Linked DNA regions of Homo sapiens: region 2 is linked to region 1. Evidence: chromatin loops called from intact Hi-C (ENCODE). Cell type or tissue: psoas muscle. All regions are shown on one strand. Links, peaks and the distances in the headings refer to the core of each region. The heading gives the core; the rest is flanking DNA. Region 1 overlaps TTC7A (tetratricopeptide repeat domain 7A). Region 2 has its middle 8.7 kb from the start of MSH6.

What was found. A loop is a pair of places that touch in the nucleus more often than their neighbours do. Peaks named below come from ENCODE experiments on the same cell type or tissue, not always from the same donor. Only the 100,000 strongest peaks of a DNase experiment are listed, where the experiment ranks them.
Region 2: it touches region 1 in a loop (5-fold over the local background); 7 of 110 quality-filtered maps call a loop at or near these places.

The regions. Positions count from the first base shown.
Region 1 is chr2:46,967,310-46,975,309 of GRCh38, reverse strand. TTC7A (tetratricopeptide repeat domain 7A) reads right to left here. Exons shown (of 20, transcript NM_020458.4): 4 at 207-337. Among named protein-coding and RNA genes, the nearest start is that of TTC7A, 30 kb to the right of the region's middle. RefSeq lists enhancers at 1-1,144, 7,066-7,360. In psoas muscle, for the core only: no CTCF peak of the experiment used is centred there; DNase peaks (open chromatin) are centred at 4,409, 7,159 and 7,892; H3K4me3 peaks cover 745 bases; H3K27ac peaks cover 2,210 bases.
Region 2 is chr2:47,766,584-47,782,331 of GRCh38, reverse strand. No RefSeq gene overlaps it. Among named protein-coding and RNA genes, the nearest start is that of MSH6, 8.7 kb to the left of the region's middle. RefSeq lists a silencer at 765-946. In psoas muscle, for the core only: no CTCF peak of the experiment used is centred there; no DNase peak of the experiment used is centred there.

The sequences.
Region 1 (8,000 bases), core at 1-8,000:
TCAAACTATTTTCCAGTAAAGAGTCTCATTCTAGTGGAATCAGTATACTATAATGAGTTTTCCAACTATGAAGTAGAGTGTCTTTGGGGGACAGAGAAGGTGACTTCTTCTAATTAGCACACAGGTGACCTATGGGTTTAGTGGGATCCATAGACATAGGTGCTCAATAGAGAGCAGCTCCTACCACGGTGTTATTTCCAGCTCACCTTCTCCAATTCCTGCAGGAACACCTGAGCGATCCAGGAGGCCCTCTCAAAACAGGTGATCACTTCCTCCTCCCTCTCTGTCAGGCGGAAGCGGGAGGCGATGGAGTTGGGTAGGCGTTCCAGAGAGAGGCCTGCGGGAGGAAGAGGGTGCCTCAGACCTGTCCTGCTCGGGCCCCCTGACTCCAGGCCCTCCCCATGGGCCGAAGGTGGGCTCATCCGAGGGGGCAGACACTCTGGTGCAGCCAGGAGGAGGCGGAGGTCTGCGGAGGGGAGGGAGGAAGCTGAAGCGACGGTGGTGTTAGCAGTGGCTGGGAGTAAGCGATGGGACAGCACGTGGGGAATCACAGTGCATCACCCCAGCCCAACTACCCGGGGAAGCCACTCCTGACCCCTCCTCTGTAACGCAGTATCCCCATTTTTCTAAGCGAAAGAGAATGAGGTTTTTTAAAAAAATTTATTTTTTTCTTTCCTCTTTCCTCCTTTTCCCTAGTTCCCCATTTCCTACTTAGCTCTTTAGAAATGCAATAACCTTTACCTTCCCTTCACCAGACACTCCCTACACAGCAAGCTTATCCATGTGCTGACTTAGAAGCTCCAGATCCAGAACTTTCCCACCAGGAGACTGCCTCTAGAGACAACAGTCAATTTACATCCTAAAGTGTGACTGAGAGGGAACTCTCTCCCAACTGGAGAGTATCTTGAAGCAATGCTCACTTTACAACCTAGCTCTGCCCGTGACGGTGCCAGCTCGACCACCTGGTAGGTAAGGCACCAAGGCAAGTCATGCAGACCCTGCACTTGCTTGCTCCCTCCTCTGCATGGCATTCATGCCAAGTACCCCTTTAAAAGCCCCTGCTTTTTGCCCAGGAACTGAAGTGGTTATCTTTAAAGGCAGGAGCCTGTACCTTTTCCCCTAAGCTAAGCTTTGGAATAAAGTCACTTTCTTTATTCCAGACCTCGCTCTTGTTAATTGGACTCTGCAAGTGGCGAGTGACTGAACTGCATTTCAGTTACAATTTTGGTGGCCCCTATGAGGACTGCAGTACACTTTGGACGATTGAGCCTATCAGCCTGGTTTCACCACCAGGCAAGGCGGGGGCTGCCTGGGAGCACCAGCTGCTCCTGGCTACTGGACTCCAGGATAGGAATGTTAAGGGGATTTCTCAGCAGCTGCCAAAACGTTCTTGTTTTGGGGAAACCTCCCTTTCACCCCCTGGCACGACATCTGCTGCCTCCAATGCTTCACTGGTATAAAGAAAGTGACCTCTGAAGAAGCCGGCAACCTTGAAACTGGGTGAGCAAGTTGGACTGTACCCGACTTTTTTCTGTCTCTTCTGGGTATCCTGGGACTTCATTCTGTGCAGACTTGGCCGCTACTGGCACGATTTGGGCATTTTGAGCATTTACATTTGTGTCACTATAGGGACTCAGCTGCCTGTGAAGGTATCTGGAGCTGAGGCAGGGGGTTCAGAACTCCACTCAGTCCCTCGACTGGGAATTTTGTTTGGAAGCACGCCATTTGTTTGTGTGAATGTATGACTTTGTGTACAGGCTTCTTTCTTTCCTTAGCTCCCTCCAGGTGGAAACAGTTCACCTCAACCGGCAACCTGCGGCAGTGGGAGGGATCCATCCTCCGCCGCACTCGGCACTGAGGCCCTCCCTGACGGGGGATAAATGAGGGTAGCAAGGGTTTCCCTGCACCATGCGGTGGCTGGAAGGCTCTCGAGCTCCTCTTCTGCCACTCTACTTTTTCCTCTCTCTTTCCATTCTCTCTCTCATGCCACTCTTGGAAAACCTGGCTGTGCTGCAAAAGCCAGCCAGATAGTCCATACTCTTATCTCCTCCATAAAACGCGAGGACAAGTTTCTCCCCTTCCCTTCACTTTGCTGTTCCACAACCCTTAATTTCAGGGGCTCCATTCTGCTCCTGGGCCTTGGATTTAAAGAGGGAACAGGATTGGACATGGGCAACAAGGTCTTTGTCCCCTCAAAGAGCCCCTCGGGGTGCATTTTGGTTAATTGAAAAGCATACAGTTGTGAGCCCATGACTAGGAAAAAGAGGATGTTTTACCATAATACTATCTGGACCCAATACCATCTGGGCCACAGTGAATTCTGGCCTGAAGATGGGGTTACTTGGTTACATTTCCAGTTGTTAGAAGAAAAACATCCACCCTCCTGGTGCTCACCACTTTCTACACTATATTTTGGTCATCTCCGGCCAGCTCTTCTCTCTCCAACTAGCTGAAAGCTCCACGAGGGCAAATGTGAACCTTTTTGGACAACCACAACCCTAGAACAGCACCTCACATAGTAGGTGCTCGAGTTATGCAGCATTTTACATGCACACTTCCCATGGAACCCAACAGTTCCTCCCTGCAGAAGTTACCCATGCTCAGGTCTCTGCCTGCAGGGGACACCCACTTTCCCATTTATCAGTAATAGCACCTTGCTCTCCTTTTGACCACCTCTCTTGCAATCTCAGCTGATCATGACAGCCATGGCAATCAGCTAAGTGTGGGCACATGGCCTAATCTGGGCCAATAAAAACCAGTCTTAGAATTGTCGCTCTTTCCACTGGGGTTGTTAAGCTGGTACCAGACATCAGCTTAGAAATGTTAGAGAAAACCTGCCTTAAAATGAAGTCTACACAATGTGAACATAAATAACACTACTGAAGTGTACATTTAAAAATGGTTTAGATGGCAAATTTTATGTTGTATGGGGCTTTTTTACTGCGATTTAAAATTTTTATTTAAGAAAAGCTTCAAGGCCAAAAACAAAAAGCTCAAAAAAATAAAAACAATCTGTAAGAAACACAGAAGGGATATAGCATTGTTAGCCTTACTAGAAATTAATGCTGTATGGAAAAACAACTGTATTTGCGTCAGGTTACTTTTTTTTTTTAAGACAGGAAAAATATTGAATAAACTCTTAGTCACGAAAAAAATGAAATCCATGCAGAGAAAAGACATGACATGACAGAGAAGGGTGGATTCTTAAAGAGACGGAGTACCTAGATCCAGCTTTGCCTGAAGCTCTACCTGCTGGAAATTTCCAGTGTATGAGTGCCATTAAATAGCTCCCATGTCTTCTTCCTCCCTTCCTTCCTTCCTCCCTCCCTCCCTGCCTCCCTCCCTCCCTACCTCCGTCCCTTCCTGTCTTTCTTTCTTTTTTTTTTTGTCACTTGCAGCTAATATAGACCTGACTAGAGAGTGCTGTCCTTCTGAACTATTGGTTCCCAACGGGAAGAATCAATGTCTGTCCCATCTTTGTGCCCACACAGTACACTTTAGGTACTTTACATGTAGTAAGTAGAGGCTCAAGATGAACTTACTGAAGAGATGTATAATGGAAGAATCCTCAACTGTTTCCTGCCCTATAAGCCCCAACATCCACCTAATGACCAAGTCCTCAGCACTTCAAACCTTCCCTTCCTCTCTTCCTATTACCTTATTTCAGGTTTTATCTCCTGAGTGGATGACTACATCGGCCTAACTGGCCTCCCTGCCTCCAGTCTCACTCTAATCCCCAGGGGGATCCTTCTAAAACTCTCCAGGGGTCCACACTGCTACAGAGTAAGGTCCAACTTCTGGAAGCTCCACACCAGGCCCTCCTGGTATCAATTCTCCAGCCTCATCCCTCACCTTACCTGCCATATCCACAACTAACCTCCTGCTCCCAACTGCTAGGTTGTAGGATGCCTTCTTGACTTGCTCAAGTTGTTCCTCCTGCCTGGAATGTATCCACCCCACCAGGTCTACCCAAAATTACTGTTCATATTCTGACCCACTAAATGCCACCTCCTCTACAAAGCCCTTCCCGATATTCCCTGGTATAACCAAACATTCCTCCTTTAAGCCCCAGTCTATACATATTCCTGACTCACCATTTCTTATACTTATTTGTTCATATGTTTCCCCAGACTGTAGGCTCCTTCAAGACATCAACCTAATCGTGTTTACTTTTCTACCACCTGGCACACAGTAGGTACTGGACAAGCATTTGCTGGCTGGATGAAAAAACACAAGCCTGGTCATGTCTGACAAAGTGCAAAGTGCTCTGCAAATATAAGGTAAGGAATTATTATTGTTTTTCTTAGCCACATTCCCATGCACACAGATTCAGTGACCTTGTCCCTTTGCCAGGCTGGGGTGTGACCAGATCCAAAGTTCGGTTGCCTTGGCCTGGAGGAAAGCGGGCAGAGAACATGAAGGTCCTTGCTCAACACAAAGACCCAGGTGCCCAGGACACTGGGTGTCAACGACTGCCAAATGACTCACAACCAGGAGGGGGAGGATCCTTATTCCAGAGGACTAAAGGGGGAAGAGGAACCGAGAAAGAATCAAGGAGGCAGGCCTCGTTGCTCACTGCCAGAGCTAGGCCAGCCCCTGCTCCCCAGACATGCAGCCTATCCACCTTGCAGGAAGGTGGGGCGAACCTACGAACTGTTCAGAGGCCTGGCCCAGGAGACCAACTGCAGGTGGCAGGGCACAGCCAATTCCAGGGGACATGGAGTGGATCTGTTTCAACACAGCTGCCTTGTAGTCCCCGGAGAGATGTGCTGAGGCTGGGCTCCCTCCTGCCACACCTCCGGGTCCAGCACTGGGATGGGTGATGCCAGCTACTGGCTAGTTCAAGCTGCCAGCCCCAAGCCTCCAGAGGGCTGGCCACCGCAAAGCTGTGAATTCAGGAACAATGGTCTGTGGGCCTCCACCTTCCCTGTGTGGCATTTGTTCCTTCCACTCCCCGCAGGGGCCTCCCCATCATGCTTCTCCAAGAACCCCAAATCCCATCCTTCTTGAAAGCTCAAAGCAGGCCAGGCGAAGTGGCTCACACCTGTAATCCCAGCACACTGGGAAGCCCAGGCAAGCGACTGCTTGACCTTAGGAGTTTGAGACCAGCCTGGGAACATGGTGAAACCCCGTCCCCCCCAAAATAGAAAAAATTAGCTGGGCTTGGTGGCGCACACTTGTGACTCAAGCTACTCAGAAGACAGAGGTGGGAGAATTGCTTGAGCCCGGGAGGTGGAGGCTGCAGTAAGCCAAGATTATGCCACCGCACTCCAGCTGGGTGACAGAACAAGACCCATTTCAATTTAAAAAAAAGCTCAAAGCAAAGCCACCTCTTCTCTGAAACCCTGCCAGGTAGAGTTAAGCCTCCCTGTGTCTAAACCAGTTGAACAGTCTGGCTGCATCTCCTAAGTATGTGCCTTTTTCCTGCATTGTCATCATCCTCTCTACCCATTTCCGACTGATCTTTGCACCCCAGTGATGGCCAGGGCCTAGGGTTTAGGAAGCATGCAGACGGATGCATAGATGAATGAGCATATTCACGTAGCCAAGTGTACAGCCCAAAGGAGTTCCTCCCTCTCTACTTAAAAAATATTTCCTGGGCCAGGCACGCTGGCTCATGCCTGTAATCCCAGCACTTTGGGAGGCCGAGGCGGACGGATCACGAGGTCAGATTGAGACCATCCTGGCCAGCATGGTGAAACCCCGTCTCTACTAAAAATACAAAAATTAGCTGGGCATGGTGGCACATGCCTGTAAATCCCAGCTACTCAGGAGGCTGAGGCAGGAGAATCACTTGAACCAGGGAGTCGGAGGTTGCACTGTCGCCCAGGCTGGAGTGCAGTGGCGCGATCTCGGCTCACTGCAAGCTCTGCCTCCCGGGTTCACGCCATTCTCCTGCCTCAGCCTCCCGAGTAGCTGGGACTACAGACACCCGCCACTAAGCTCGGCTAATTTTGTTTTTGTATTTTTAGTAGAGATGGGGTTTCGCCATGTTAGCCAGGATAGTCTCGATCTCCTGACCTCGTGATCCACCCGCCTCGGCCTCCCAAAGTGCTGGGATTACAGGTGTGAGCCACCGTGCCCGGCCCAGATTTTTTTTTTAAAACAAACTCTTATATACACATAACACAAATGAATTACTTAAAAATTACATGTGCAAAAGAAACCAGACATAAAAAAAATGCATACTGTATGATTTCATTTATTCAAAAAAGCAAATTAATCTATATCAATAGAAAATAAGGCCAGGAGTGGTGGCCCACGTCTGTAATCCCAGCACTGTGGGAGCTGAGGCAGGGGATCAATTGAGCCCAGAAGTTCGAGACCAGCCTGGGCAACATAGCGAGACTTTATCTCTTAAAAAAAAAAAAAAAACACAAAAACAAAACAGAGGTTGCCTGGGGTGGAGACCAATTAGAAAAGAGCCCAAGGGGACTTTCTGTGGTGATAGAAATGTTCTGTATCTTTATTAGGGTACTGGTCACATGGATATTTACACTGGCCTAATTCATGAAATTATACAGTTAAGATTTGTACATGTCACCATATGAAAATTTATCTAAAAATAATGGAGATAATGCCTTTTTGAAGGGAGCTGTCATGATTCAGAGAAATAAAAGTTCAAAGTAGAGGGGTACATTCACGGAGGCGGTCCTCTATAAAGCAATTTCCAATATACACAGGGCCAAAAAGTTTCTGGAGCTGGCAGTGGCTTTTCCTAAGCAAGGTCACAGTCCAGTCACCCAGTTCTGCCCATAAAAAGGGGCCGGGAACCTTGTATTTGTCCCCTGGTTGATAAGGTCTATTTTCCTGTCCACAAACATCTGACTGGAAGCCCACCCAGGTGCTGCAGGCTTGGGTTTCTTTTCTTTACCTTCTGCCCCGTGAGCGCTTCTGCACAAACGGCCAGACTACAGTGCTCAATCCAGGATGAAGGTGGGCTGCCCTGCGCCCAGTCCTTGAGGCATCGGAGGGTTGTAACACAGCCCTGCAGGGCAGGCACTGCCTTGTGATTCCCACCGGCAAGGGCCTTTCTGTGCCAATACCCAGCTCTAGGAAAGGTCCCTTGCAAGAGGAGGACTTGCTTTTTCATTAACTCAGAACTTTCGATTTGGAGCCAAGCTGATCCTGGCACAGCCTCAGGCCCAACACCAGGCTGGTCCCAACTCCTTCAGTCTGAATGACTCATCACATCCAAGGCAGCCGCCCTTCCAAGAAGCCCCACCCTTGGAACCCTGGAGCCTTGGGCCCTGGATGCAGAGGTAGAAAACAGAAAACATCCTCAGCAACAGAACCCCTTCCCTCCCACCTACCCAGCCTGTCAAAGGGCACGAGGACAGCTGCAGCACCCACGGAAGATGAATCCCAGACTTGGGTACCCTGCAGCCACGGGAAGAAGCGAAAAAATGCAATTCATTCAGCTCTCGGGGGGAAACCGAAAGGCCAGGTAGGAAAGAACCCTCACAGATCACTCTGTTAAAATTAGAACATTTAAAAATAGATATTACCATATGATCCAGCAATTCCACTTCCAGGTATATACCCAAAAGAATAGAAAGCAGGGTCTCAAAGAGGTATTAGTACACTAGCATTTATAGCAGCATTATTCACAATAGTTAAAATGTAGAAGCAACCCAAGTGTCCATTGACAGATGAACACATAAACAAAATGCCACATATACATACATACAATACAATATTATTCAGCCTTCAGAAGGAAGGAAATTCTGACACATGCTACAATATGGATAAGCCTTGAGGACATTTTACTAAGTGAAATGAGCCAGACACAAAAAGGCAAATACTGTATGATTCCTCTTACATGAGGTACTTGCGTAATCAAATTCATAAAAACAGAAAATAGAAGAGTGGTTGCCAGGGGTTAGGGGAGGAGGGAATGGGGCGTTGCTGTTTCACGGGCATAGAATTTTGGTTTCGCAAGGTAAAAGAATTCTGGAGACTGGTTGCACAATAATGCAAATGTTAAAAGAGTTCAGGAG
Region 2 (15,748 bases), core at 2,512-10,511, 800 kb before region 1:
CACGCCTGTAATCCCAGCACTTTGGGATGCCGAGGCGGGCGGATCACCTGAGGTCAGGCGTTGAAGACCAGCCTAGTCAACATGGTGAAACCCCCGTCTCTACTAAAAATCCAAAAATTAGCCGGGCGTGGTGGCATGCGCCTGTAATCCCAGCTACTTGGGAGGCTGAGGCAGGAGAATAACTTGAACCTGGGAGGCAGCGTTTGCAGTGAGCCAAGGTCGCGCCACTGCACTCCAGCCTGGGCGACAAGAGCGAAACTCCGTCTCAAAAAAAAAAGAAAGAAAGCTAAGAGGCTATGAGAATAAAAAGGTTCTATTCAAATTCAAGAAAGATAGTGGAAGACAGACAATTGTTTGTCCCCTTATCCAGATTGTGAAATCCAGATTGCCGGAAACCAGTCACAATCAACAGCTGTACATTGGTAAAAACCTATGTAAAATTAGTTGTTTGCCTTGTTCTTGGAGACTGTTCTGCCAGAAGGTTCTCCTTTGCTAGGCAAGTAATAAAATCAATCTAAAAAAAAAAGGCGGGGGCCGGGCGCAGTGGCTCACGCCTGTAGTCCCAGCACTCGGCACTTCGGGGGGGGGGCGGAGGTGGGCGGATCACGAGGTCAGGAGATCGAGACCATCCTGGCTAACACAGTGAAACCCCGCCTCTACTAAAAATACAAAAAATTAGCCTGGCGTGGTAGCACACGCCTGTAGTCCCAGCTACTGGGGAGGCTGAGGTAGGAGAATGGTGTGAACCCGGGAGGCGGAGCTTGCAGTGAGCCGAGATCGCGCCTCTGCACTCCAGCCTGGGCGACAGAGCAAGACTCCCTCTCAAAAAAAAAAAAAGAATATTGCCAAAGGTGGTATGTGCTAAGAAAAATACAGTATGCTTCACGAATTTGCATTTCATCCCTGTGCAGGGGTCATTCCAATTTTGGTATATGTGCTACCCAAGCAAGCACAGTGAAACCAACTGTTTGAGATAATATTTGAGAGTTGGTCTCTTTCCCCCACCGGCATACGTAAACACCCCCAGAGAGTCTGGGGGAACATGCTGAAATCAAACATGCAGTAAAACTTACATGCTTATTCATACTAAGTAGAAAGAATACAGAATATAGACTATAAATAGCCTCAGGTCAAAATTTGCTACCAAATGAGTTTACCCCCAAACTTTTGGTTTACAGAGCTTTTTGGATTTCAGAATTGCACGTAAGAGGCTGGTTATCCTGTATCTCCATATCATGGATGAAGCTGAGGCACAGTTGGGTCAAGTAACTTGCCCATGACTGCATAGCTAGGAAGTGGTGGAGCCTGGATTTAAACTCAAGGAAGCTGGTTCTGGAGCCCTATGTTGTTAACAGAAATACTATAATACTTCCAATTTAACACCATTTTATCTCATTTAGTTATTACAACCACCTTATACTAGGTTGAACTATGTGAAATTGCCAAAATTTGCCCTTTTTAAAATTTTTTTGAGACAGGGTCTGGCTCTGTCACAGAGGCTGGAGTATAGTGGCGTGATCTTGGCTTACTGTAGCCTCAACCTCCCAGGCTTAAGTAATCCTCTCACCTCAGCCTCCTGAGTACCTGGGACCACAGGCCCGCAACACCATGCCCAGCTAATTTTTTTTTTTTTTAATTGAGGAGTCTTATTCTGTCACCCAGGCTGGAGTACAGTGACGCCATCTTGGTTCACTGCAACCCCTGCTTTGCGGGTTCAGGCAATTCTCATGCCTCAGCCTCCTGAGTGCTAGGATTACTGGTGCCTACCACCATGCCCAGCTAATTTTTGTTTTTTAGTAGAGACACGGTTTCACCATGTTGGCCTGCCTGATCCCAAACTCCTGACCACAAGTGACCCGCCTGCCTCAGCCTCCCAAAGTGCTGGGATTACAGGTATGAGCCACTGTGCCCGGTGCCCTGCTAGTATTTTAAAAATTTTCTGTAGAGACGAAGTTTCACTATGTTGCCCAAGCTGGACCTTTTTGGTTTTTTGGTTGTTTTGTTTTGAGACAGGGTCTTACTCTGTCTCCCAGACTGGTGTGCAGTAGTGCAGTCTCAGCTCACCACAACTTTCACCTCCCAAGCTCAAGCAATTCTCCTTCCTCAGCCTCCTGAATAGCTGGGATTACCGGCACGCGCTACTACTGCCCAGCTAATTTTTGTATTTTTAGTAGAGACAGGATTTCACCATGTTGGCCAGGCTGGTCTCAAACTCCTGACCTCAAATGATCCTCCTGCCTCGGCCTCCCAAAATGTTGGGATTACAGGCGGGAGCCACTGCGCCCAGCCAAGCTGGACCGTTTTTGAAGTACAAATATTAATATTTAATTCATTTTGGTTCAACTGAATATAACGTTATTCTCTTTTTGTTGTTGTTGTTTGTTTTTTTGGGGATGGAGTCTTGCTCTGTCACCGAGGCTGGAGTGCAATGGCACGATCTTGGCTCACCACAACCTCCGCCTCCCAGGTTAAGGCAATTCTCCTGCCTCAGTCTCCTGAGTAGCTGGGGTTACAGGCACCAACACACCCAGCTAAGTTTTGTATTTTTAGTAGAGATGGGGTTTCACCATGTTGGCCAGGCTGGTCTCAAACTCCTGACCTCGTGATCCGCCCATCTCTGCCTCCCAAAGTGCTGGGATTATAGATGTGAGCCACTGCGCCCGGCCGATGTTATTCTTTTACAGGGAGGAAATGGAGGTTCAGAGGGGATGCGCCAGTTGTAAGAGGTTAAGAGCCTGGGCTTTGGGTTAAATGGAGAACTGAGCTCTGATCCTAGCTAGCCAAGCAGATAACTCGGAGCAATTAATACTTTTCTGAACTTGTTTCCTCGTCTTTGATAAGGACAGTAGTACCTATGGGCCAAATTTTGGAGGCTACAGTTAGATGCCTCCCACAAACTTCATTAAAAGACAAGAGAACACATGTATTATGTGGGGACACTCAGACCCCCAGAATTGGCATGAATGTTACTTGGAACTGAAGACATTTGAGAGCCAACAGATGCAGAAAGATGCCGTTTCAAAGCTTCCCTTATGCGACTAACAGCAGAAATTTCTGGGAGTGAAGCTGCCGTAAATCTCCTCTCTAGGGGAGTTTTAGTGGCCAGAAAAAAAGACAAAGACCACTTGCACCTGCAAAAACAAACATTCTTATCTCCCTTTTGTTCCCCCAGAAACCTATTTGTTCTTCCCATGGAAGGCTTTTTCTCCCTCCTCTTCCCCTATTAAATGGTATATATAAAGTAGATTTCGAGATTCAAGAAAAAAAAAGTTGTATAAATGCCAAATAACAGCCTCCTGGACTCACTTTTTTTTTCTGTGAACTCCTGCATGCATATCTGAATAAAAGTCTGTCTTTTTTTTTTTTTTTTTCTGAGACAGGGTCTCACTCTGTTGCCCAGGCTGATCCTCCAGCCTCAGCCTCCCAAGCAGCTAAGACTGCAGGTGTGCGTCCTCACACCCTGATAATTTTATTTTCTGTAGAGACTGGGTCTTGCTATGTTGCCCAGGCCGGTCTCCAACTCTTGGGCTCAAGCCCTTCTCTCTACTTGGCCTCCCAAAGTGCTAGGATTACAGGCCTGAGCCACCGTGCCCGGCCCTAAACTGTCTTTAGTCTGCAGTGCCCAACCAACACATACATTCCATGACTATATATGGGTTATTTTGAAAACTGAATAAAAATATTTTTCTTTTATATGTATTTTTTTTTCAAATGGCTACACTTAGTAAATTGCATAACAATCAATGGAGTTGTTTTGGCCTAGGAGATGTGGCAGGAAAGTACTAAGGTAGTAAATATACTAGGTGTTTGGGAACCTCTGGCCTACTGGTTAAGAGCTCTGTATTCAAAGTTTGTGTTCACATCCCAGCTGAGCTGCTTACTAAACTGCACGAGCTTGTTGGGCAAGTTATTTAGCCTGTGCCTCAGTTTCTACATCTGTAAAACAGGGATGATATTAACACTACCTTCTTCATGGGTTGTGCTAAGCATTGAGTGAAAGGGCATTATGAAGCCCTCAGCCCAGTGCTTGGCACGCCATACGTATTCAATAAATTGGACAGTTATACAAATAAATCACCAACTGGCCAGGGACAGTGGCTCACACTTACAATCCCAACACTTTGGGAGGCCAAGACAGAAGGATGACTTGAGGCCAGGAGTTCAAGACCAGCTAGCAACATAGTGAGAACCGCCTCCTTCTCTACAAAAACATTTAAAAAATTTAGCCAGGAGTGGTGGCACGTGCCTATAGTCCTAACTACTCTCTACTCGGGAGGCTCAAGGCAGGAAGATTGCTTGATCCCAGGAGCTTGAGGTTGCAGTGAGCTATGATCAGGCCACTGCACTCCTACCTTGAGACCCTGTCTCAGAAAAAAAAAACAAAAACAACACACACACACACACAAAACAGAAGAAGAAAACAAGTATTCTCCAGAAGAATACAGTGCCCTGTGTTCCCCCCTTTGCCCGTCCAAGGAACAGCGTGACCCAGCAATCTACGTCTTTGTCCTGGGCCTTGGGAGATAAAGTCAAGGATGAAGAAAGGAGGGGCATGTTTTGTGAGGGTTCCGTCCTAGCCCAAGCAGCTCACGATCACCAGGGACAAGCCTGTAGTCTGCCAAAGTCAGGGTTTGTTTTGCTGGTTGCAACGGGGGAGCCTCCACAGCAGACGAACCATGGGGGTGTCTCACCAAACTACAAAAGGGAGGGAGAGGGTGGAGTTTAGGATAAATTTACCTGAAACAGTGTTTTGAAAGCTCAAATCTAGCTGTGTGTAAAGACAAAGCTAAACTACAAAGTCCACCCAAGGTCGCATTTCCTTGGAAACAGCAAAGTTAAGATAGATGTGGAATAGCGTCCACAAATCCCGTATCTAAAGTTACACACCTGGGTTGTAAATCAAAGCTGTTTCTGTGTCAAAGTAAGACGCTCCAGGCAAGAGTGGGATGTTTCATTTTTGCTGATATAATTTCAAACAGCAAGGCAAGGGGAGGTGGCTTACGCCTGTAATCTCAACAGTTTGGGAGGCCGAGGTGGGAGGATTCCTTGAGCCCAGGAGTACAAGACCAGCCTAGGCAGCAGAGTGAGACCCTTTCTCTACAAAAAAAAAAAACACAAAAATTAAAAATAAACCAGCTGGGCATGGTGATGCATGCCTATAGTCTCAACTACTGGCGATGTTGTGGAAGAATCACTTGAACCCGTGAGGCCGAGGCTGCAGTGAACCGTGATCGCACCATTGCATTCCAGCTTGGGTGACAGACTGAGACCCTGTCTCTAAATAAATAAATAATAACAATAATTTCAGCCAGCAAAGTTTCTGAAAGCCTATGACTTTAGAGAACAAGATTTCTGAGATTGTCAAGAGTAAAAAAAAGTTTTCCTTATGCTACTTTGGGATGGCAGTTTATCCTTGGGACAGATTGTGTTTCCTGTTTAACTTTGTAGCTGACTTTATCTTTGTTATCCCAGCCAGATGAATGGCCTGGAATGTTTCAGATTTCTCATTCCTTGCTTATTTTAACTTTCTCAATTCTCAGGAAAAAGGAGGGGAGAAACTTTGTGCAAGTCAGGTGGAAAGAAATAGCACTTGCACTCTGCCTTTGGTCAGCAAGGGTACAGAAATCAAAGCCTCTTGTGTACTCCCCTAAGTACCAAAGGTGTGGTGGAGGCTCTGGGAGGATGGCTGGGGAAGACAGACCCAGAGTCCACTTGGAGAGAGGAAAGATGGGCCTGAGGGCTTCCATAGCCTGGAGGCACTCCCTTCCCCCACTCCAGCTATCTTCTCCATCCTGTGACTAACATCCATTATTATTTTATTTTTTGAGCCAGGGTCTGGCTCTGTCACCAGTGGTGCGAACATGGCTCATTGCAGTCTCAACCTCCTGGTCTCAAGCAGTCCTCCTGCCTCAGCCTCTAGAATAGCTGGGACTACAGGCATGCTACTACCATGCCTGGCTAATTTTTAAAATTTTTTTTGTAGAGATGGGGTCTCCCTATGTTGCCCAAGCTGGTCTCAAACTCCTGAGCTCAAGCAGTCCTCCCACCTCAGCCTCCCAAAATGCTGGGAATACAGACATGAGCCACCTCGACTAACTGGCTGGAAACTTTCATTATCTCAGACCACAAATGGCCCTGGGGGATAGAGAGATGGGGAGGGCTAGCACCAGTATTTCTCTAGCTCTCCAAAGCCATCCTAGGTGGAATTGCCAGGTACTTTTCTAATATGGTCTCAGCCTCTGATCTCCAAAGTCTGGCCCCAGTCTTGCTTCCCAACTGACTGGCCATTCCTGCCCTCTGCATTCACTGTTCTGGGATCAGCCCTGCTCTGAGGCCACGCAGACCTGTTCTCAATCCTGGCAACCTCAGGTACAGGTTGGGCACCCTGGGTAAATTTTTTGCACTTGAGCCTTGGTCTCCTAATCTGATAAATGGGGATTCACTAATATTTGCTTATGGAGGTATTGGGAGGATGGAATGAGATGAAGTGAAAACTGCTGCCAGGCGTCTAATGTATGCACTATAAATATAAATCTTTCCCTTCCCCTCAGGCTGCTTTTGCCCCCTTTGCCATTTCACAATGAGCCAAAGTATGATGGAACTGGATAAGCCCTGTGGGGAACCACTCAGAATCCCTGATTTGGTGTATAAAGATTATTTTAGGCTGAAGACATTTGAGATTCAACAGATGCAGAAAGAAGCCTTCTCAGAGCTTCCTAAATCTGACTAAAAGCAGAAGAAACTTTTTTTTTTTTTTGAGACAGGGTCTTGCCATCATCCAGGCTAGAGTGCAGTGGCACAATCATTGCTCATTGCAGTCTCGACTTCCTAGGCTCAAGCCATCCTCCCACTTCGGCACCCCACCTCCACCCCCAATAGCCAGAGGTACAGGTGCAGACTAATTTTTGTTTGTTTGTTTATTTGAGAGAGAGTCTCACTCCATCACCCAGGCTGGAGTGCAGTGGTGTGATCTCGGCTCACTGCAACCTCTGCCTCCCAGGATCAAGCGATTCTCCTGCCTCAGCCTCCCGAGCAGCTGGGATTATAGGCGCCCACCACCACACCCATCTCATTTTTGGTATTTTTAGTAGAGATGGAATTTTGCCATGTTGGTCAGGCTGGTCTCAAACTCCTGGCCTCAAGTGATCCACCTGCCTCGGCCTGCCAAGTGCTGGGATTACAGGAGTGATTCACCATGCCCAGCCAAGTGCAGGCTAATTTTTATAAGAAAAGCAGAAACCTTTGAGAAATGAAGACTGCTATGTATTTCTTCTTCCAGAAGCTACCAGGAAAGAGACCAAGAGTAAACCTACTTCAGATTCCCTCTCCAGGGGAGTTTCATGGCTATGAAGATATAATAGAAAGACCACAGGCCCCTGCATAAGCAAATGTTATCACAAACTTTATCTCCAGTTTGTTTTCCTAAAAACTCACTTGTGTTTCATAAAGAAACCTATGCATTCTTCCCATAGGAGCCTTGTCTTGCCCCTTCAACTTCTCCTACTACAGTGTATAAGCCACAAATTTTAACCAGCCCTTTGAGCTGTGCATCACAGAGCACTCCTGTGCATATGGGCATTGCATGCATAAACAAATTTGCAAATCTGTCTTTTGTCACTTCAATTTGCAAATATCCAGTACTTGAACTTAAGAGGATAGAGGAAAAGCTTTTCCCCAACATCCCTTATCCTCTGGGCCAACCCCTTCAATATAAGGAGAAAATGAGAAGTTAAGCAGCTAAGTGAGGGAGGGAGGGATTCAGAGTTTGGATGTAGGGGCCCAGATTTCCCACTTACTAGTTGTGTGACCTTGAGTGGATTACTTAACCTGTCTGTGCTTAGGCACATCTATGACATTGGGCACATAATAGTACTCATCTCACGGAGTTGTTGTGTGAATTAAATGAGATAATGCCCATAAAGTGCTCAGAGCTGTTGGACATAGAGTAAGCACTGTATAATCATTATTTTTATTATTAAAGGGTGCTTGCCTGAAGGAAAGATTCTTGCCTGAGAACACTTAGTTAATGAAGCTTGGAACTGAAATGAGGCCGGGCACGTTGGCTCAGGCCTGTAATCCCAGCACTTTGGGAGGCCAAGGTGGGTGGGTCGCTTGAGGTCAGGAGTTCAAGACCAGCCTGGCCAACATGGCGAAACCCCATTTCTATTAAAAAAAAAAAAAATACAAAAATTAGCCAGACGTGGTGGTGCGCACCTGTAATCCCAGCTACTCAGGAGGCTGAGGCATGAGAATTGCTTGAACCCCAGAGGCAGAGGTTGCAGTGAGCCGAGATCACGCCATTGCACTCTAGCCTGGGCAACAGAGCGAGACTCTGTCTCAAAAAAAAAAAAAAAAAAAAAAAAAGAACTGAAATGAACAAACTTTCTTCTCCCTGTGTTAAATAACACTTAAGACCAAACAAAAATAATTTGCCTGCTTGCTCCAGGAAATATCTGCTCCTGAAAGAGAAGTTTGTAAACTAACTAAACAGTTTACCTATCAAGACTAACAGCTCATCAAGACGTTTTCAAGCCCTTACCTTGCTGGACTACCCCCACCAATCCATTATGTCATGAATTCTGCCCCACCCAACTAGTTTCCTTCTTTGCAAGACCCAACGTCAAATGACATGGACGGGGAAGGTAGTTCCAGACCCCCCTAGATCCAATGCCTGGTTATCTCTCTGGCATCTCAAACTTAACATATTCTAAGCTGAACTCTTTTTTTTTTTTTTTTTTTTTGAGGCAGGGTCTCACTCTGTCATCCAGGCTGGAGTGCATTGGCAAAATCTCAGTGCACTGCAATCTCTGCCTCCCAGGCTCAAGCAATCCTCCCACCACAACCTCCCAAGTAGCTGGGACCACAGCTGCATGCCACCACTCCTGGCTAGTTTTTATATTTTTTGTAGAGACAGGGTTTCATCAGGTTGCCCAGGCTGGTCTCAAATTTCTGGGCTCAAGCCATCCACCCACCTAGGTCTCCCAAAGTGCTAGGATTACAGGTGTGAGCTACTGCACCTGCCCTTAAGATGAACTCTTGATCTCCCCTCCTCTAATCTGTCCTCCACCATCTTCTCCATTTTAGGGAGTGACACACCTCTATTCATCCAGTTGCTCAAGTAGTCAGACTTGATACCTCCTCTCCCTTGCCCTTCACATGCAAAGCCTCAGCAATGTCTGCCAGTTCCACCTCCACACATGGAACAAAACTGTCTCCTCTTCTTCTCCCCATTACTCACAGAATCCTCCTAATATGGATCTCTGCTTTTGCTATCATCTTCCTAACATTCCTCCATTTCCTTTTTTTTTTTTTCCTCTTGAGACTAAGTTTTGCTCTTGTTGCCCAGGCTGGATTGCAATGGCGCGATCTCGGCTCACTACAACTTCTGCCTCCTGGGTTCAAGCAGTTCTTCTGCCTCAGCCTCCCAAGTAGCTGGGATTGTATTTTTCTATTTTTAGTAGAGATGGGGTTTCACCATGTTGGTTTCACCAGGATGGTCTCGAACTCCTGACCTTAAGTGATCCACCCACTTCGGCCTCCCCAAGTGCTGGGATTACAGGCATGAGCCACCACGCCTGGCTCTTTTTTTAATCTTTAATTTTTTTTAGAGATGTGGTCACACTCTGTTGCCTAGGCTGGTGCAATCATAGCTCACTATAGCCTCAAACTCCTGGCTCAAGCATTCCTCCTGTCTCAGCCTCCCAAGTAGTGGCACTACAGGCACAAGCCACCATGCCTGGCTAGGTTTTAAATTCTTTGTAGAAGCAGGGTCTCACTATGTTGCCCAGGCTGATCTCGAACTCCTGGGCTCAAGCGATCCTCCAACCTTGGCCTTCCAAAGTGCTAGGATTACAAGTATGAGCCACCACACCCAGCCTTCATCCATCTTCTGTACAACAGCCAGAGCACACATCAGATGGTGTCACTTGCCTCTCCCATTAGAACTTCCCAGTGGATTCCCACCCATCACATAAGGAATACAATCCAAACGCCTTACTGCTGGTCCCTGTTACTTCTCCAGTCTTATTTTATGCCTTCACTTTCCTCATTCATGGTACTCTGGCCAGGCTCAGAGCCTCTTTCCCATCTCAGAGCCTCTGCACTGGCTTTGCCCTCTGTCCAGTGCTCTCTGTCCCCGACTTTACATTGCTGGCTCCTTCTCATCCTTCACGTCTTCGGCAATCTAAAGTAAGTCTCCCTTGTTGCTCCCTTTTTTTTTTTTTTTTTTTTTTTTTGAGGCACAGTCTCACTCTGTCGACCAGGCTGGAGTGCAGTGGCACAATCTTGGCTCACTGCAACCTCCGCCTCCTGGGTTAAAGTGATTCTCCTGCCTAAGCCTCCCTAGTAGCTGGGATTACAGGCACCCACCACTATGCCCAGCTAATTTTTCTATTTGTAGTAGAGACGGGGTTTCACCATGTTGGCCAGGCTGGTCTGCAAATCCTGACCTCATGTGATCCACCGCCTTGGCCTCCCAAAGTGCTGGGAATACAGGCGTGAGCTACCCGGCCCAGCCTCACTTGTTACTCTCATCTGTGCACCAATCACTTGGTCCACAAGTTCATGGAATCAACTTCCTAATTTTGCTTAGTTATTTATGTATTGCTCTTCTCCACTGCACTTCAGGTGTTAAAGGCTTGTTTACCACTGTACACTCAACACTCAAGAACAATGCCTGTGTATATTTAGCCCTTATGGCAAGCTCATCGCCTTAATGGCCCCCAATTCAATAGCCTTCTTTCTTCCTGTAATTTTGTAAGTCCCTCCCACTTTGTCTCTGGCTCACCATGTGACTTGCTTTGGCCAATAAGATGTTAGCAGAGGTTTGAAAAGCACATGGGAGCTTCCTCTTGCCTTCCCACACAATTGGGCTTGTTTTTTCTTGGCCTCCTGCCACTGTCATGAGAGCACACCAGCTAGTCTGCTGGAAGGATGAGGAATGGGAGAGGAATGTGGAGGAGATCTGAGTCAGCCTAGCAGAGCACATCCAGAGTAGCTGACCCTCAGATGTGTGAAGGAGCCCAACCAAGATCAGCAGAGCCATCTGCCTGACCTGCAGCTGAGACACATAAATAAGAAACCTGACAGCTGGGTGTGGTAGCTCACACCTGTGATCCCAGCACTTTGGGAAGCTGAAGAAGGAGGATCACTTGAGGCCAGGAGTTCCAGACCAGCCTGGCCAACATGGCAAAACCCCGTCTCTACTAAAAAATACAAAAATTACCAGAATCGCCTGAACCTTGGAGGCGGAGGTTGCAGTGAGCTGAGATTGCACCACTGCACTCCAGCCTGGGTGACAGAATGAGACTCTGTATCAAAAAAACAAAAACAAAAAATTAGTCAGGTGTGGTGGCAGGCACCTGTAGTCCCAGCTACTAGGGAGCCTGAGGAACAAGAATCACCTGAGCTTGGGAGGCGGAGGTTGCAGTGAGCCGAGACCACGCCACTGCACTCCGGCCTGGGTGACAGAGGGAGACTCCATCTCAAAAAAACAAACAAACCAACCTGAGACCAGAGGAACCGTAAAGCCAACCTACAGAATTATGCACAACAATAAATATTATTATTTTAGGCCACTATGTCTTAGTCCATTTTATGCTACTGTGACAGAATACCACAGACTAAGTAATTTATAAAGAGCTAAAATGTATCCCTCACAGTTCTGGAGGCTGGTAAGTTCAAAGTCAAGGCAGCAGCAGGTTTATTGTGTGGTGAAGGTCCAATCTCTGCTTCTGAGATGGTGCCTGGAACACTGCATCCTCCACAAGGGAGGAACACTGTCCTCACATGAAGGAATGTGGAAGAGCAAAAAGAGATGAATTCCCTCTGTCAAGCCCTTTTATAATCCAATCATAGCTGGGTGCAGTGGCTCACACCTGTAATCCCAGCACTTTGGGAGGTCGAGGCAGGTGGATCATGAGGTCAGGAGATCAAGACCATCCTGGCTAACAGGGTGAAACCCCGTCTCTACTAAAAATACAAAAAATTAGCTGGGCATGGTGGCGGGCGCCTGTAGTCCCAGCTACTCGGGAGGCTGAGGCAGGAGAATGGCATGAACCCAGGAGGCAGAGCTTGCAGTGAGCCGAGATCACGCCACTGCTCTCCAGCCTGGGCGACAGAGTGAGACTCCGTCTCAAAAAAAAAAAAAAAATCCAATCATCATTGATCCATCCAGGAGGGCCAAGCCCTCATGGCCTAAACGCCTCCCAAAAGGTCCCACTTCCCAACACCATTGCAGGGTGAGTGGATATGGGAGGGCAGAAGGGAGGTGAGCATCCTAGGGACCACGTGTGGGGCCTTCAGAGTTCTACAGGGCCCTGGGCCATACACAGAGACTGCAGGGTGAGTTCTAACCAAGCTGGCATGGGCAGTGAGGCGTCTAGCACCAAGTACACAGACAAAGAGTGTGAAAAGCCGGCTGATACAGGAGGGCCCTTGGGAAGACTGCCTGCGCATCCCACAGGATTCTGGGCTCTGCAGTTCTCAGAGGAAAGGGCCAGCAGGTGGGTTTCCTTAGGCCCTGGGGTGGGAGGTGGGACATGCCTCTTTGGCACTCTGTGCTGTGTAACTGTTTTTGTTTTTGATTTGAGACAGGGTCTCACTTTGTCACCCAGTGGAATGCAGTGGTGCGATCTTGGCTCACTGCAACCTCTGCCTCCCAGTTTCAAGCAATTCTTCCTCAGCCTCCTGAGCAGCTGGAATTACAGGGACCCGTCACCATGCCGAACTAATTTTTGTATTTTTTGTAGAGATGGGTTTTTGCCATGTTGCCCAAAGCTGGTCTTGAACTCCTGAGCTTACGCAATCTGCCCACCTCGGCCTCCCAAAGTGCCAGGATTACGGGCATGAGCCACCGTGCCCGGCCCTGTGTGACGATTTATGTCCACCCCTGTCTCCTCAACAGCCCCAAGAAAACAGGGCCCATGTGGATCATGTTTGCCACTGGGCTCAGAACATGATGCCCCAAAGTATGGCACCTTGGAATGCAGGGTATTTTGAGCTTCAGGAGATTGAGAGGGCTGCAGAAGCAATAAGTTTTCTCTGAACTCCTGACTTCCTTTCTCCCATTCGCCTTTCTCTCCTAAAGTGGGTCAGAGAAACTAGAACTCCTCTTCCTGGAAACAAACCCTAAAAACTAGCAAGGTCACTCTCTGACCTCCTCCCTTCTCCCTTGAAGATCCTCCTGTGACAGGTGTCCTACCCCATACCTAGAGAGAAGGAATATCATACAGAGACACAAAAGAATTTGAACAAACAGGCCTAGCTGAGCTCCTCCTAATCTATTACTCTTAGGTCACACCCCCTTTTGTCCAATCACATTTCTATGTGACTGTTTTTGTGTGTGTGTGTGTTTTTTGAGACAGAGTCTCACTCTGTCGCCCAGGGTGGAGTGCAGTGGCGCGATCTCGGCTCACTGCAACCTCCACCTCCTGGATTCAAATGATTCTTCTGCCTCAGCTTCCCGGGTAGCTGGGACTACAGGCGCATGCCAACACACCAGGCTAATTTTCGTATTTTTAGTAGAGACAGGGTTTTGCTATGTTGTGCAGGCTGGTCTCAAACTCCTGACCTTGTGATCTGCCCACCTAGGCTTCCCAAAGTGCTGGGATTACAGGTGTGAGCCACCTCGCCTGGCCGTTTTTTCTTTCTTAATTGTATTAATTCACTTATTCACCTGTTTAGAAACAGGGTCCTGCTGCTTTGCCCAGGCTGGAGTACAGTAGCTGTTCACAGGCCTGATCACAGCGCTGGGCAGTCTGGAAGTCCTGGGGTCAAGCGATTCCCACCTCTTTCCCACTCCTTCCTGTGTGGCTGGGACTACAGGCACGTGCCACTGCGGCGGCTTGCCCTCAGTTTTGATTTGACTTCCCACACCCTGGAAGTGAGCAGAGGGGCCAGGAGGGTGGTGGGCAGCGAGAGGTTTGAGGAAGAGCAGATATCAGCCGTTTGCTCCTTCGGGCCTTGAAAATTCAGGGGTATGAGGATCTTGCAGATCAGCCGCCCCGGCAAGACAGTGGCTGACCCTTGGCAGGGAGCGGATCAGAGCCTCCAGTTAAGACAACTGGTTTGAAAAGTCTATCCCAGGTGGCTCTGAACTTGTCCTGTCCTCCCGGCTTCCTTCTCTACAGTCCCGGGGCGGACTTGTGCTCTTAGTAGAGGTCAGAACCAAGAACAGGTGTCCGCCTCAGAGGCCGGGTCCCCACTGCTTGGGCTGCGCTGGTTGCGGGTGCAGGGCGCCGTGTGGCCACCAGAGGGCACTCTTGACCAGGCGCCGGAACAAGCTCGCGCGACTGGGCTTTGCAGCCCCTCTTTCATCTTCCCACTGTCCCTGGGCTCCAGGGTCTGGCCCCTGGTCTTCCAGTTCAGTGGCCGGCACCCCCACACCCCTCGCCCTAATCCCAAAGGCAAGCACCACGCAAGGTCAGAGAAGGAGTATTGAAAAGAGACATGTACTTAAATTTGAATTTCAGATAAACAAATAGTATTTTTTTCCCTAGGCCACCATCTTTTGTGGAAAGGTATACTTTTTTTTAGCTTATGTCCAGCGCAATAGTTTTGCTAAATTTGGCGACCCTATTTTGGAATCAGACCTTTGCATTGGGATTCCAGCCTCACTTTTGACAAAAATTCTCTACTTGACCAAACTCTACTCAGGCACTTCTGAGCTCTTTTCCAGCTAGGCTTGACTTTTGGGTTTCTGTGTTATCTCTGCAACCTCAAACCCCTGGGCTCAAGGGATCCTCCCACCCCAGCCTCCCGAATAGCTAGGACTAATGCTCACATTACTACATCTAGCTAATTAAAAAAATATATTTTTTTTGGTAGAGATGGGAGTCTCACTATGTTGCCCAAGCTGGTTTTAAACTCCTGGCCTCAAATGATCCTTCTGCTTTGGCCATGGTGCCCGGCTTGCATCATCCAATTTTTACAAGAATCCTAAGTCAGTTGAGCAAGAATTCCCTACCTTTGATATCTGATCACTTTTTTTTTTTTTCAGACAGAGTTTCGCTTCTGTTGCCCAGGCTGGAGTGCAGTGGCATGATCTTGGCTCACTGCAACCTCCACCTCTGGGGCTCAAGCAATTCTGCCTCAGCCTCTGAAGTAGCTGGGTTTACAGGCGTGCGCCACCATTCCAGGCTAATTTTTGTATTTTTTTTTTTTTTTTTTTTAGTAGAGATGGAATTTCACCATGTTGGCCATGCTGGTCTGGAATTCCCAACCTTAGGTGATCCTCCTGCCTCAGCCTCCCAAAGTGCTGGGATTACAGGCACAAACCACCGCGCCCGGCCAATATCTGATCACTTTTATTTTTTTTGATATGGCATCTCCCTCTTTGCACACAGGCTGGAGTGCAATGGCGAGATCTCGGCTCACCGCAACCTCCGCCTGCCAGGTTCAAGTGATTCTCCTGCCTCAGCCTTCCGAGTAGCTGGGATTACAGGCACACGCCACCAGGCCCAGTTAATATTTTTGTATTTTTAGGAGAGACGGGGTTTCACCATGTTGGCCACGCTGGTCTCGAACTCCTGACCTCAGGTGATCCACCCGCCTCGGCCTCCCAAAGTACTGGAATTACAGGCATGAGCCACGGCGCCCGACCCTGATCACTTTTATTTTAGGAGGTGAGTTCTTTTAAATTATCACTCCCAGAGAGACTCTAAAATGAGACAAGCAATCATGCCCTAACTACCCTCTTTGAGCTATGCCTTCATCTCTTGAAACGGCTTGCTATTGCCATAAGTAGCTA